3 separate regions of the Mus musculus genome follow, and regions 1 and 2 are each linked to region 3. The links are chromatin loops, found by intact Hi-C in ENCODE. Cell type or tissue: gastrocnemius. All regions are shown on one strand.

What was found. Peaks named below come from ENCODE experiments on the same cell type or tissue, not always from the same donor. Only the 100,000 strongest peaks of a DNase experiment are listed, where the experiment ranks them.
Region 1: it touches region 3 in a loop (2.9-fold over the local background); 10 of 42 quality-filtered maps call a loop at or near these places.
Region 2: it touches region 3 in a loop (10-fold over the local background); 36 of 42 quality-filtered maps call a loop at or near these places.

Annotation. Positions count from the first base shown.
Region 1 is chr10:77,877,340-77,882,339 of GRCm38, reverse strand. Tspear (thrombospondin type laminin G domain and EAR repeats) reads right to left here. Exons shown (of 12, transcript NM_001287074.1): 10 at 1,091-1,278. Among named protein-coding and RNA genes, the nearest start is that of 1700009J07Rik, 14 kb to the left of the region's middle. In gastrocnemius, a CTCF peak has its summit at 3,111 (motif pointing right); a DNase peak (open chromatin) is centred at 3,134.
Region 2 is chr10:77,280,303-77,285,302 of GRCm38, reverse strand. No RefSeq gene overlaps it. Among named protein-coding and RNA genes, the nearest start is that of Pofut2, 24 kb to the right of the region's middle. In gastrocnemius, CTCF peaks have their summits at 2,298 (motif pointing left) and 3,034 (motif pointing left); a DNase peak (open chromatin) is centred at 2,278.
Region 3 is chr10:77,507,758-77,512,757 of GRCm38, reverse strand. All of the region lies in intron 2 of Fam207a (family with sequence similarity 207, member A), which reads left to right. Among named protein-coding and RNA genes, the nearest start is that of Fam207a, 5.6 kb to the left of the region's middle. In gastrocnemius, a CTCF peak has its summit at 2,912 (motif pointing right); DNase peaks (open chromatin) are centred at 2,322 and 2,910; H3K27ac peaks cover 2,138 bases.

The sequences.
Region 1 (5,000 bases), 370 kb before region 3:
TATATGTGAGATTGTCAAAACTAAACATTGTGGGTACCTGTCAATCAAAGAGTGGGCCCAAGTAGAAGCCCTTCCTCCCTTTCTTACCTTCCTGGACCACAGCCAGGAAGTCTGTGTGCTGCCTTGCCATGATCCCCCTTGCATCTTTATAGCCGTGCATCCCCATGAACACACAGTACCTGTGTGACCTGTGATGCGACAGCTATCAACCTTACATTTACTTGACTGTTGGCCTTAGAGTCTTTTCTTGGAAGAGTCTAAATTCCCTCAGTATTTTCTCTCTCAGGCTGAGGAGTACCTGGCACTCAGGAGGGGTGGCGAATATCTCTAATAGCTCTTAAGGAATAAAGAGCCCAGTTCCTGCTGCATTCTAGATTGGTAACCACACTGGGTCTAGCCTGAAGCTCAACCCTGTGACTCGGCTGTCACTGTCGGGACAGTGTAGCTGCAGCTGAGGTTTTCTTAGAGGTAGTGAGAGTCCTCCCAGAGGAACGCCACGAGGGCGGGGACAACTCTGCCTTCTCAGTGCTGAGGTGGTGGCCCTGCAGAGCAGGTGGGTCAGGATCTAGCAGCGCATGGTGGGAGGGGACACCTGTCTGAGGTCCTGGACCTCCCTGATGCTCATGCGTGTGTCATGACAGACAAACCATTTCTCCTTGTGGAGGTGCTGGGCCTTCTCTTGGGGAACTCACATCGCTAGACTTTTCTCTCTTTTAAAAAAAAGATTTATTTATTTATTTATTTATTATATGTAAGTACACTGTAGCTGTCTTCAGACACACCAGAAGAGGGTGTCAGGTCTTATTATGGATGGTTGTGAGCCACCATTTGGTTGCTGGGATTTGAACTCAGGACCTTCGGAAGAGCAGTCAGTCCTCTTAACTCCTGAGCCATCTCTCCAGCCCCTAGGCTTTTCTTGAAAGAAGAAAGCAGCCACAGATACAGGGCCAGCCACAGCGATGGTCCTCATTATCATGTCTACCTGCTCTGGATAAGTGTCCTGGGAGGAAGTTGGGGATGACCCCGGCAGGCCTTTCCTGTGTCACCCACCCATCAACTCACTCTGCCCTTGCAACCACCTGGTTGGTACCTGCAGGTGGGGATGTCCTGGAACTTGACAAAGGTCTGAGCGGTGATGTTCAGCTCGTAGATAACAGAGCTGAGGACATAGGAGTCATTTTGTGCCTGCATCTGCACATCGTAGCTGTGACTGTTTGCCACTGCAAGGAAGATCCTCTCGCCAATGTGGAAGACCTCCCAGTCTGCGGCGCCGAATGTCTGGAGCAAATGAAAAGCGGTGGAGGAGGCCCGGTGAGGATGGCTCCCATCCCAAGCCACTAATATCATCACCACTATGCCCGGTGACCTAGAGCCAGCTCTTCCACCGAAGCCACCTGGCTGCCATCCTTTTACCAAGACTCCAAAACAGAGTTCCTCTGCCTGTTTGCTCCAAAGGTCACTCAGTCCCATGAGGTGTGAGGTGGTGGAAGGAGTGGGCTGGAGACATTCACAATCCTGGTCCAGGAGGAGGCCCTGAGCAAGAGGGAATGTCACTAGGAAAGCCCTAGTAAGTATGTGACTACCTAAGAAGACAGAGGGACAGGAGGCCAGGACATAGGGAGGAACATGCTAGCCTGTATGGGGGTCTAAGGTTGAGGATAGTGCTCTACCAGTGGTCAGGAACCCCAAGCCACAGCCAGGGGCTCTGCAGTCTTAGCTCCTGCTCAAGTCTATATCTTCTGCCCTGAGCTACACAAAGAGAAGAAGCTGCCTTGTGGAGGTGAGGGGTGGAGCCTGTGGCAAGAGGAAGAGCTAGATCAGGAACTACTGTCCATCTGAGAGCCGAGGCTGCCACCGTATGGTCTCAGGGCCTCAACAGAAAGGCTGCCCAGGAGCGAGGAAGGTGGAGGGCACAGAACTCAGGCTTGGAACTAAAAGCAGAATATAGACACAGCAAAGCAAAAGCTAGAACCTAACTTCCAGAGGCCAATGGGACCAACAGCTAATTGTTAGAAGCTCAACTCTCCTCTGAGGGTGAAAACAGCACATGCAACTGCTATAAGGAATCATCATGTCTACTAGCCAGTGACACAAGTCCTATGGGGACAGGGGTGAACCCTGCATTTGGGTACAGTTGATTCCTGCTGGAATGTTCATTAGGTGATTCCCCTATGTCTCAGGATAACACCTTGGGCCAGCATCTGTTGGGATTCTCAGTGAACAATGGGGACCTGAACCCAGGACAGGAATGTTCAAGCCACACAGCCAGCAGCTGCTTCTCTGAGCAAGGCAGGCTATCCTGGGGCTGATCCAGGTTGTCCTAGCTGGGTACAGAGTGAGCCATGCTGTAGATTGTGCTCCAGACAAGTCAGTCACATGCCCTTGCTTCAACTGAGCAGAGAAGTCTCCTGCTTGAAGGGCATCTTGCACAGCCAGTGTAGGAAATGGCTCTGGGATTTCCATGTGTGTGTTCATATGTGCAGGTATACATACATATGTGTGCACGTGTGTGTGGAGGTCAGAGGTCGACCTCAAGTAGTATCACCCAGTAACCATTTGCTTTGTTATTTTCTGAGAGAGGATCTCTCTGTAGGACTTGGGGTTCATCAATTAAGCTATCGGTCAGCCCCAGAGATCGCTCTTCTCTGTCTCTCTAGAATTTAAGATTACAAGCATTTGTTTACTTACTACATGCCTAACTGTTGTTGTTATTGTTTTCAAGACAGGGTTTCTCTATGTAGCCCTGGCTGTCCTGGAACTCACTCTGCAGACCAGGATGTCCTCAAACTCAGAGATCCCTCTGCCTCTGCCTCCCAGTGCTGGGATGAAAGGCACGCGCCACCGCTGGCCTGCTTACTCCTAACTTTTTAACCAGGGTTCTAGGGACCAATTGGTAGATAAGCACTTTACCTACTGAATCATCTTCACAGCCTTCCTCTGGAGGTTATTATTATTATTATTGTTATTATTATTATTATTATTATTATTAAACCTGCCCTCAGTATAGGTCAGTTAACTCCTTGTCTGCACACTACCCAAGAGGCCTTATTCCTTGGATGTTCACAGTCTGGCAGGCCAGCAGAACGTAACAGCATTCTCTCCACAGACAACAGAGGGCGCCAATACCCGCTGAGCTCAGCTGCCCAGGTAGTGGGGCAAGAACCAGCTGGGAATCCAAAGAGGAGGCAGCTGGGAGACTGATCCAGAATGAGCTTGAGACGCCTGCGAGGCATAAGATTCACCTGAGGGATGAGACTCTGGAGGACAAGAGGTCCAGGAGCCCTGGGTCACAAAGCCTGGGGCAGGGCGGAGACTTTCTGGATCAGCCTACCTTCTCACAGGGCTGTGTCCAACTGTTGGGACCAGTCCCAGGACTACTCCAGTTAACCCGCAGCACCTTCAGACTGCCAGACCCCCACCCAAGCAGGGCAGAACACAGGTAGTGCCCTGAATGCCACCATATTGTTTCTTGTAAGTTAAGTGCTGAGAAAATAGTCCCTGCCGATGACATACATGTTACATCCCTGCAGGCATACACACTCACAAACACACAGGTGCACTCTCATGCTCACAGCACATGTGTACATGTATGTATATGCACAGGAATCTGTGTGTGCACATACACAGGAATATGTCCACACACGTGTATGACACATACACAATGTCTGTGTGCACAGACACAAATGTATGCGCACACCTGAAAGTGTGTGTCTGAACATGTGTATAGGCAGGTGCCTGTGTGAATGTATATACACACCCATGCAGTATGCATCTCCCTCAGGATCACCAAGGCTTCCTTTTCAGCTCTGAACTGCTTGCTGTCTGCTCACCTGCAGTAATGGGGCCTGAAGGTTGCACAGGAAGTCCTGGTCATGGCTGTTCTGTGCCACCCCAAGGTAGCAGGAGGCTCTCCTGGACCTGTGTGAGAGGTGTCACCTTCCTGCTGGGGCCAGGCCAGCCCCAGGGAGCAGCTAAGTGTCTTTCCTGCCACTCAGAAGCCCAGAGCTGGGGGTGGAGCTTTGGCAGTGCAGAAGAGTGGCCGAAGTGTAGGGGAAGAAGAGGGAGTCAGTGGGTGGGAAGGCCGGAAAGGGTTTCAGGAAAGCAAAACTAAAGGGACACCAGGAGCATGTGGGGAGCAGAGGTGAAGGAAGCCACTATGGAGAGCCCATGGGGAGACAGAGACAGCTTTGGGGCACAGAAAGGGCAGAAGCTAATGTATGTCAGGAGTCCTTCCTCATGGGGTATGTGAGGCTCACCCCACTGGGCAGGTGCTGGGTCAGGGGCTTCAGTCACCTCTTGGAGAGCCTGCTGTGTCCCTAAGAGAGACACAAAGCCTGCTGTGTGCTCAGGTAGGTGGGGCTCAGAGGCAGCTCAAGCTCCTGTCCTCTCTTTGAGCCAGGTGGGCCAGGGCCAGGGTGCTGACTTAGAAAATGTGGGTAACCCCCAATATCAAGTACTTGAGAAATGATATTCTATTCTCCCTTTATCCCTCACAATAGTTGGGATATAATCCTATAAAAAATTTCTTTTCATTTATCTAAGATTCACGTTGTCCATGGTTCCTTGGGAGTGTCTGACAGGGACTGGTGGAGACCTGCAGGGACCCAGTCAACTCAATCTCGGAACCCTTAGCTGGCCAGGTGGCTGGCTCACAGCTAACTAGTCACTGGCTGCAAGGATTCCCAGGGCCAGCTACCAGACCACCCCCTCCAGGCCCCAAGTTCTCACTACCCCCACTACAAGCCCCTCCCACTCAAAGGTGAAAGGGCAGCCACAGGCTAGATCGGGCGCTGTAGCTTAGATTGCTCCTGGTGCTGGAGCCCAGACAGTCAGATACCCTCTGGGCTAGAATGCCTTCCCTCTCTCTTAGAGGAATTCCCCCCAGAGAGCTGCCTGCTGTCCAAGCATTTGGGTGTGTGCCACCAGAGTACCTTGGCAGGATAATGGCACTTCCAGGAGCTGCTGCCAGGAACACCTGGCATCCCACAGCTCCCATTAGG
Region 2 (5,000 bases), 230 kb after region 3:
GGGTACCAACGGATATAAGATGACATCTGGCCGTTCTACTCAGCAGAGGGAACAGCTGGAAGTTATCCAATCACCTGGAGTGAACTGGGGTTTTCATACTTGTCCCTGGGCATGGTCTCCAAAGATATTTTCCTTGTATGTCCTCATGTTTGCCTGGGGACTGTTGAGCTTTATCTTCAGAAATGCTCCGGCTTCAAGTCTGAGTCTTAGAATAAGACAGAGGGACTGTGAGTGCTAGAGCTTCGGAGTATATGGCAGGGTAGAAGAAACATTCGCTTTTACAGGCAACCAGCCAAGCTCATTGCATGTTAGTCTTCATCAAAACACTCCTCCAGTGATAAGTTTACGTGAAAAACTGAGTAGCGGCTGGCCTGCGTTAGGACAGCAGAGGGGACAGACAATATGCCTTTTATTCCATACTAATCACTATCAGATAGTTACAGCTTTCCCCCACCCCCTCAAAAGCAGCCTTCAATTCTCTGCACAGCCTTCAATGTTCTGCAGAGTACCTAAGCAACTGTTAACCTGTGTCAGGATCTGTTAGAGTTACTAGGAAGCACACAATACATGGCTCAGCCCCGTGGCCTCCAAAATGCTGAGGTCAGCCATGAGCAGGTAAAGCCTGCTTAATTACTTTCCTTCTGCAGTAATGACTCTCAGTTGGCTTTGTTACTCGTGTGGTGTCTTGAAAGGGACTAGTCTATGAATATTCTGGCCTTGGAGTCTGACTTGGTGTTTGATGACAAAGCTATCCAATGCTTGCTTTTAGTTGGAAAACAGGTCAAAGGGCCAGTGTGGACTTGTGGTGGTCTCCTCCTGTCTCAGTGAGAGAAACAGCAGTAGCAAGAAATATTTTCAGAGCTGAGGGACATGCTGAGTGCCTGCCTGCCTGCCTGCCTGGAGGAACAGGGCTGTGTGTGCCTTTGCTGCCAGGTGCTCACAACCAGGGCCTCTCACTCTGAATGGAAATGCCTGAGAATCCCAGGAGGCAGGCACTGCATAGGAGAAGAGATGGAGGGCCCTGTTAAAGCAAGTACAGGTGGCCATGGTGACATATGCGAAAGAGAAACAATCAGTGGAAGAACACAGAGCCCTGTTGCTAACTGATCGTCCTCAGCTGCTCTTTGACAAAGGAACAAAGGTTGCTAACACAAAATAACAAATGGTGCAGAAGCAACTGGACACCCACATATAAAACAGAATCTAGACATAAACCATAAAAGTACTGAACTCCTGAGGTAGGGGGAACAGGAGAAAACTTAGATCTTGGTTCTGGGATGACTTTAGACCTGAGTTGATCTCAGGAACCCACACGGAAGAAGGGGAGACCTGAGCAGTGCCCCTCAGGTGGAGATGTGAGAGGGAAAATGTTTTCCTTTGCCCTTTCATTGGCCTCGAATTTACTTCCTCTCACTTAGTTATGTTACTGTCTCCCTGGCTTTGGGCAGAGTGCCAAGCAGTAGAAATGGTAAATTCTGGTAACAACAGCAGCTTTATTTATAATTGCCCCAAACTGAAGGGGCCAACAAGCCCTTCAGTAGACAAATGGATGTATACGTTAATGCATCCAGGCGAAAGGACATGAATTAGTGGTGAAAGACACAAGCTTTCAAGTCCTGAGAAGGTGAGGAAGAGCCTCAAGTGACAGGCTGGTCTCAAAAGGCTGCACACTGCATCACCATGATATTTCCAGCAACACAAAAACCATGGGAACAGCAGGACGGTCCTTGGGATTCCAGAACTAGGTGAAGCGCACAAGCCCCTGACCATATAGCTTGGTTGTGCTGGCCACAGGGAGAGAAACTATATATATGAGTGAATTTATATATATGTGTGTGTATGTGTGTGCGTGTGTATATATACATATATATATGAGTGAATTTATCTATAGTTTGGCAAAACTCAGGGAAGAAATTCCCAGTTTGTTTCTGCCTTGCCTACAACAGTATTACAACTTCAGAAAAGTTGAAACAGAAGCCAGAAAGCGTGCATGTGCACAGAAGACCATGGGGACAGATTACCATACCCAGAGGCAAATTTTTTCAGGGGTCGGGGTCACCATATTCATTCCCAAGGTACAATTTCCTGTTGAGATTCTAAACACTAAACCCCCAGCAGAATCTCCCCCATCCATTTCTCGCCCAGTGCGTTGGAACACTGTCTCCTAGTTGTCTGTTATTTGATTGATATGTGGAGTCCAGGAACATGAGTTCAGAAAAGGAACCACTCTCCTGTGCCTACCAAGACCAAGAGCAGGGGAATCGAGGCAGAAAGGTAAGCAACAGCGCCACCTAGTGGAGGGATAGTAACATGCACAAGCACCTCCACGATCCTTGGGACTCTAGTTCTTGATTTTGGTAGGGTGTTCAGATCTTGCGCTTTTCCTGACAGCATTACTGATTACTTACTCTGTGGCAATGGGATGGCATGACCTGGGCCAGTTTGGTGACATCTAGGGAGGAAAGGCAGTGTAAAAATACCCCCTCTACCAACTCTGAGTGTAGAGGAGGTGGAGAGATGACTCAGCTGATAATCAGGAGCATTTGCAGCTCCTGCAGAGGACCCAGGTCCAGTTCCCAGTACACAGTGGTTCACAATCATCTGTAACTCCAGTTCCAGGGGCTCCGACACCGTCTTCTGGCTGCTGTACATAGCAGGCTCATACATGGTGCACATACATACATGCAGGCAAAACATGCATTCACATGAAGACAGAGAAGACCTGTGCACTAAATTTTGATCTTGGGAAATCCTATAAGTATCTTTTTTGGTATAATCAGCTTAAAACATACATATCTTGTTCTATGGTTATAAACAGGTAATGGTTTAGAACATTCATAACTTTGCTTATAGCTTTACTTATAACAAAAGCACAATCCATAGACTGATATAGAGTACCCTGGGCTGGAGAGATGGCTCAGGGGTTAAGAGCACTGGCTGCTCTTCCAGAGGTCCTGAGTTCAATTCCCAGCAACCACATGGTAGCTCACAACCATCTGTAACGGGATCTGGTGCCCTCTTCTGGCCTGCAGGCATACATGCAGGTAGAGCACTATACATAATAAATAAATAAAGCTTACATTTTAAAAAATTTCCTAGGAATCATAAACTTTCCTGTTAGCACTTTTAGTTCTATTAGCTGTTAGTTCTTTTTACCTATTAAAGCTTAGGATATGGAAAAAAATTAATTTTTTTTGAAATTCAAAATTCTAGTAATGTCTTAATACTTAAACTCTTTGGAATTCAGCATGCACGTGCACTTAGCACATAGTCTTATCTGTAAATCTTTAAGTAAATATTAACTCTGTATACCAGATAGAGCGGATACCATCCTATGTGACAGACTCTGCAGCCAGACACCAAAAACATGCCTGGAGGATGAAAAGCCTAAAAACCTTTGTCTTAAACCCTGTTAAGTTTTTCTACAAAATCATTTTTCTAATTTTCAAATTGTGTTGTGTGTGTGTGTGTGTGTGTGTGTGTGTGTGTGTGTGTGCATGAATCTGTGTGTGCCTGTGTGTATTTGGACACATGTCACAGCCTGTCCATGCGGGACTCAGGACAACCTTGTTAGGTTAGTTTTTTCCTTTCCACCTTACTGTGGGTTCTGGGAGTCACACTTTGTAGCTCAGTAAATGCTTTTACTGGTTTGATAGTTCATGAAGTGGTCTTAATTCCTAGAGCCTCATTATAAAGCTATTTGTTTGCTACTGAGAACAGGTCCTCCTTCAAAGTGAATCCATTACTGTCCCTTCTCAGAGGACCTTAGATGACAATGGTTTTAGTAGAACTGTCACCAACTAGCCCTTCTCCCTATCCTCTCCGGACAGACTACAAGGAGAAATGGCTCTCTACGGAGTCTGAGAGAGAGAGAGAGAGAGAGAGAGAGAGAGAGAGAGAGAGAGAGAGAAGAAGAAGAAGAAGGAGGAGGAGGAGGAGGAGGAGGAGGAGGAGGAGGAGGAGGAGGAGGAGGAGGAGGAGGAGGAGAAGGAGGAGGAGGAGGAGGAGGAGTCTGTCAAGTTTGCCCCTCACAGAGTTGATTGCCCCAGACGTACCCAGACGTACCTCTGGCTCTTCAACAGTGCTCTGGGTCTTACATCCTCTGATGGAGGGTTGTATCTCCCTTGGGTACTCAGGTGGCTAAAAGAGCATCTGGGCTTTCCCTGGCTGCACCAAGGTACCCAGGTCAGACAAGAGAGGCACCTGACCTCCCAGGCCAAGTGCCTGGTGGCCCACAGCATGTCCAAGCTAGGGAGCTGTGAGGTATGCAAGATTTGTGCAGATGAGGGTGGAAGGTGGCCTTTGCTGCTAGGGGCAGGGGGTCAGTGTTGTTATAGACTATGGACACTTGGGTGACAGTTAAGGTGTTAGGTTTGGATGAGGGTGAGCCACCCTATCTACATCTTCTCTAACTCTTGCCCACACCATTCTCTACCCCCAGCCCTCAACACCCCAGAACAAAGCCAGCTTATACAGGGATGTAGAGCTTTAGTATCAGGGAGAGGATTGAGTTCCCAGGGAAGAACTCAGTGGAGCCCATGTTAAGGTCTGTGTTGGATGGTAAATGTATCCTAAGGGCACCAGGCCCAGGTTTGTCCCCAAACCAGTATCACCAATCCTTCACTTTTTTCTCTGTGCATTGATGCCCAAGTTCTACCTCAGCCTCCACAGGAGGTTCTGAGATGCCTTCCACACATGTCTACCTTCCTCCTTCCCTGTTGTGAACATTCATATGGGTCTTCCTAAATGATGCAGGCAGGGCTACCTCAGTGTGTGACTGTCGATGATTCCATGGGGTGGGGGGAACGCCGAGCTTGGGGGCTCAGGGGAGAGGGGTGTGGGGTGGAGACAATGATGAGCATATTGTGTTCTTCTGTATGCCCGGTGCTCTGAGTAGTCCTTTACAAAAGCCTGTCTCATCCAACGTTACATCAGGCTGTGGCGTCCGTGTGTCCTTCTGTGGAGGGCTCTGTGAACTCCAGATGTGACTCGCAAGGTCG
Region 3 (5,000 bases):
TGTCAGGCCCGGTTGTTTGGATGATCCTGGAGCCACCTGTCACCCTTTGACCTGCCCCAACTTGATAGCAACGCTTCCTCAAAAGGGTTAATGTAACAGTTATCTAGAGAGAGCTTGAAAACTGTACCTGATTGAATCCTTCAGAAAATGTTTTAAAAATTTGTATACCCATATATATGCATAAAACCTTAAATAAGGGACAAATCACATCTGATTCAGGGAACCTTTATAGAGCGGCCTTTGATCTCCTTAGTGGCATGTATTTCCCACGGCCTGCGTCTTTGAGAGGGTCTTAGGGACTGCAGTCTTAGTGTGTGGCAGAGATGGGTTTGGGGGACATGGGAATGGCTCCTTGGCTTGGACCATGTATAGCTCTGGCCAGAGCGTAGCCCTGGTTCTCCATGCCCGTGATACCTCATGTGTTTGGGCACAGGGTGTCGCAGGAGAAAGGTGATCCTGATGTAGGACTCGTCCAGTCTACAGCCAACTTTAGTCCCTTAGGGGTGGTCTTGAGACATCCAGGGACTCTTCCTGGTGTATGTATCACCTATCCCCTAATCAGCCCTCAACTTCTTGGTGGCCCTCTGACTGGCTGTCTCTCCAGTTGTTATTCTAACCTTGAGTCCCACATATCTGTCCTCAGTTAACTTTAAGCTAGACATAGGTGACTGTTAGACCTCACAGAATGTCCTGACGAAGTAGGATAGACCTGCCTCTTCTTCTGCCCACTAGCATAAAAGATCAGCTGCTTGTTGGACGTAACAATGCCTGCAAGATCCTTTGGGGAGAGCCCCATGTGTAGGGAGGGACTTGCGGTTGGAAAACCCGAGTCCTTTATCATACTCTGACTTGGCTGAGACGGTCAAAGCCTTCGTCTCCCAGGGTTCCGGGTCCGCATCTCAGACCACTCTCTCAGACCCCTCTCCGCATGATTCTTCTGGCTGCCTGGTACCTTCTGTGTTCTTGGTACTGGCTACTTCTGTTCGTGGTCAGCTTAGTCTCTGAGCCAGGCAGGTGGAGGGACACCTGACTTGTGTCAGAGTGGTCACAAAGGGAGCTGAGTCCTTGATTCAGTCTCTCGCTGCATCGGGCATGACTTGGTGCTCAAACCTGACCGGGGCAATGCAGAAGAAAGGACAGACACACGGACAAGAAAGCCTCTGGCAGGCTGTGTTCTCTCTGATGGAGGACACGTAGGCAGTCTGGGAACTCAGGGTGTCGTAGGGTTTCTACTGATGTGACGAAACACCATGACCTACCCATGGTTTGCTCAGCCTGCTTTCTTATAGATCTTAGGACCACCTGCCCAGGGATGGCACCACCCACAGTGGGCTGGGCCCTCCCACATTGATCACTGTTTAAGAAAGTCCTGTACAGCATTGCCTACAGCCTTGTCTTATGGAAGCATATTCTCATTGGAGGCTCCTCTGATGAGTCTAGCTTGTGTCAAGCACCAAATAGCCAGACCAAGGGCTCTCTGTAGGGCAGCAGTCTCACGCTGCAGTCATCTGCAAGGCTGAAGGTGTAGTTGGTGGTTTCTGTACTCACTGATCAGTGGTAAGCACTGTACTTGGACCAGAAGCCTTTGCTGTTTCTGTGGGTCTGAGGCCTTGGGGTCCCCGATGCCCACCATGTGGACAATACACATTTACTGAGGACTTCGTACACAGCTCCATAGTCATCTCAGTGACCTGCTGGTTTCAGGGGCGCACGCACTGCCTGTGGGTGCTTTATGTATGGGTCACTGCAGTGCCTCTTGCCCCTGTCTCAGAAACAACTCGACACTTAGCCCAGGAACTGAGGTAGCTCTAAGTGCAATGAATGGTCCTGAAGAGACTAGACATCGCCATGACCGTCTTATGTACACACGGGCTGCCATACCATGTACAGGCTTGTAGCCCCAGGAGGTGGCATGGCCAGTGTCCCTGTGAGTGCTTTGCTGGTGGCAGCTCTCATCTTTCTGTTGGTACCTTGGGGACCAGCCCCCTTCCTGCTTCCCTGAGCTTATCTTCCTGTGGCAGACAAGATCTCTGCCTGGGAGGTGCTGGGCTCTGCAGCTGTGCTGTGGGGCTTCTGACTTATGTGTCCTCACCTCTTGCCCTGGGAAAAGGAGTGAGGCTGGTCTGGAGATACCCTGTCCCCGGCCAATAAACTCAGCTTTGTCCTATGGGATAGAGGGTCTTGCCTGTGCAATCCTCCCGTGAAGTGGCCTGTGGTTCCCCTGCCTGCTCATTTGGCCGGTGTGGAAGGAGTTGTGGCAGACAGCATGAAGCAGTCTTTCTCCCACCCCCATCCTGCACGTGGTGTGTTACCTGGTGTGCAGAAGGCTTGAGCTGGTACAGTGAGCCTGGTCGTGCTGCTGCCTGGCAGATGGTCACAGTATGCTGTCTGGGGCCGCCTTTGCTGACCTTGGGCACGAAGCTAGAACGTGACCGTGTGCTGTTCAGAGAAGAAAGTCTGCAAGCACACATTTAGATTTTATTTCCAGTTCTCTGTGCCCGCACACTAGAAGACCGCAGAAAACAAACCAATCCGTTTTCCAGATTATCATCTGGACTCTAGCTCCGAGCCGTGGGCAGGCTGAGGCAAGTCCTGCAGAGGAGGAGAGCAGAGCCAGGTGGGGGAGGCTGTGAGAAGCACGGAAACCACCCCACCAGTCGCTCTCGATCATGGGGCAAAGGCCACTGGGAGGCGTGGGGGAAAGAGGTCATTAAGAGCCCTAGGCAGGGTGAGGTGGCCCCAGGAAACCCAGAGTGCACTCCATGGTCTCCTCAGGCATCATGACAGGCTCCTGCCCCATTGGTTGGTTGTATCTTTTCAGACCCTGACCTCCCCTGTGCTTAGCAGAGTGTGAATGTGCGTTTTCAGGCTCCCCCTCCTATGAGCAGCAGGCCTCTGTGACTCTGGCCAGCAGAGGGCAGCAGAACCTCATTTCCTTCCTAGGTCCTGGGGCAGGGGACCTCAGCAAGCGACTTCCTTCTGTGTGTGGAACCCTCAGAGGAGGAGTTTCTTTAGGAATTGTTTAGAAGACTGCTGTGAAGTCAGAGCTATGGCAGCCAGTAGGATGTGCATCACCGTCTCTATTCCACTCCCAGGCTTAGCCTTTGCACAGAGCAGGGAGTCACGGGAACAAGCTCTAGGAGCAAGTCACAGCATGAGTTGACCTTGGCTGCCGTGTTGTGTGTGTGCTGGCTGCTGAGCTGTGGGGTGCTAGGCTGACATACTGGTGGACAAATCTTGTAGAGATGCCAAACACCATGTTGACAAACACGGTCCAGTAACTCTTTCTGTGTGTCCCTTCCAGTGACATTCCTTGGGTCCTCAGTTACCTAGTTGTGGAGTGTGATGCGGAAGTGATTGTATGTGCCAGCCGGGAGCCAGCCGGGGCCTGGTTCTGTCCTTCCTGCAGCTTTAGTATATAAGGTGCCATGACCTATCAGATTCTCTTTCCAGAGCTTGAGCTTAACAGCTGGCCTAAGTTAGTAAGGAAACAAGGCTGCATCTGTAATTGGGACAGGGACATGTTCCAAATAGCAGAACGGGCCACACTTTCATCAGGCTAAAGCTGCCTGTTTTAAGGCCATATAAACAGTTTAAACACGCAGTAGCAGAACATGTAGTAGAATATGTGTGTGGGCTCACCAGCCAACCACACTGCCTGTGTGCCTCCTGTGCTCTGCAGTGAGTGGACCATGTTGAGTGCCCACCTCTACCCAGCAGGAATTGCCCTTCTGTGCTGGTGGTCCGGCCCAGAACTCTTGTGGGACTATTATCTCTAGGCCCCAGGAGATTGGACCTGGTGTATAGGGCTCTTGGGGTCCTGGCATGCTGAGTCTTGAGGATACTTGGATACGGCTCCTTCTCCGTGTCCTGCTAGAGGCCTGGCCTTAGCTCTGTAAGTACAAAGCCAGCCCTGTAGCAGAGGCTTGACCATTAGGGCCCTGCCTCTACTTGGAGTTGTATGAAAAGGGATAAGCATCAGCAGGGACACCTGACCCTGCCTTGGTGACCTGCTAAGCCTGGTCTAGTGTGGGTCCTGTGTGTGACATCACGTGGGGCCTACTGCATGCTCCATTGTTCAGAGCCGCATGCCCATTTGATTTCAGGACCCACCTGGTCCTTCAGCCTTTGGGTACTCAGAGAATTGTCTCTGTGCTGTATCCCAGGCCACCTCACCTGACGATAGGTAGCTTCAAGGAGGTGCCATTTTTTGGGGGGGGGGAGGGTCTTGGCAACCCCAGGGACATTGTACGGTTTTCCTGGCCCGTTGGTACCCAGATGCCTTCCTGAGCCACTGCCCCTGTCCACAGTCAGGAGGCAGAGAGCAATGGATACTGTGTTCAACTCACTCTCTCCTTTTCTGCAGTCCAGGGCTCCAGGCCATGGGTGGAAGGCTCTGCCTGTATTTAGGGTAATTCCTCCCACCTCATTTAGCCTCATTAGACAATCCCTCACAGATACCTAGCCCTTCCTCCTTTTTACAGTTTAACTGCATGTCTTATTACTAGTCTGTGTGTGTAGTGCATATATGTGTATGTGCACAAGAGCAAGCCTCATGTGTTTCGAGGTCACACAGCAGTGTGAGAGAGTTGACTGTTGCTGTCTGCTGGTGCAGGGTTCAAACACTGTCAGGCTTGAGCACTAATACTGCCCAAGCTCTCCAGCCCACTGCCTTTTATTCTGAAACCCATTCTCTCACCCGGGTGCACACGGCTTTTCCAGTGCTGCTTATCTGAGCTATTTTGTCACAGTACTAGAAAGCTGACCAACACAGAATGCTTGCCCCTCTCCCTCCGCGCTGTGACTATTGAGCATCCTGGGAGGGCTGCTGGTTACATCTCCATCTCTCTCTGGCACTGGGAAATCCTGATGCAGGACTGAGGTCACTGCTGTTCTCACCCTTCCTGTCTGTCCAGTAGTCTTGCTTTCAGCCTGGTCCATGGTGGTTGGTTTAGGTCTCACTTTGTTGCAAATTTTATTTTAAACATTTTGCTCATCCT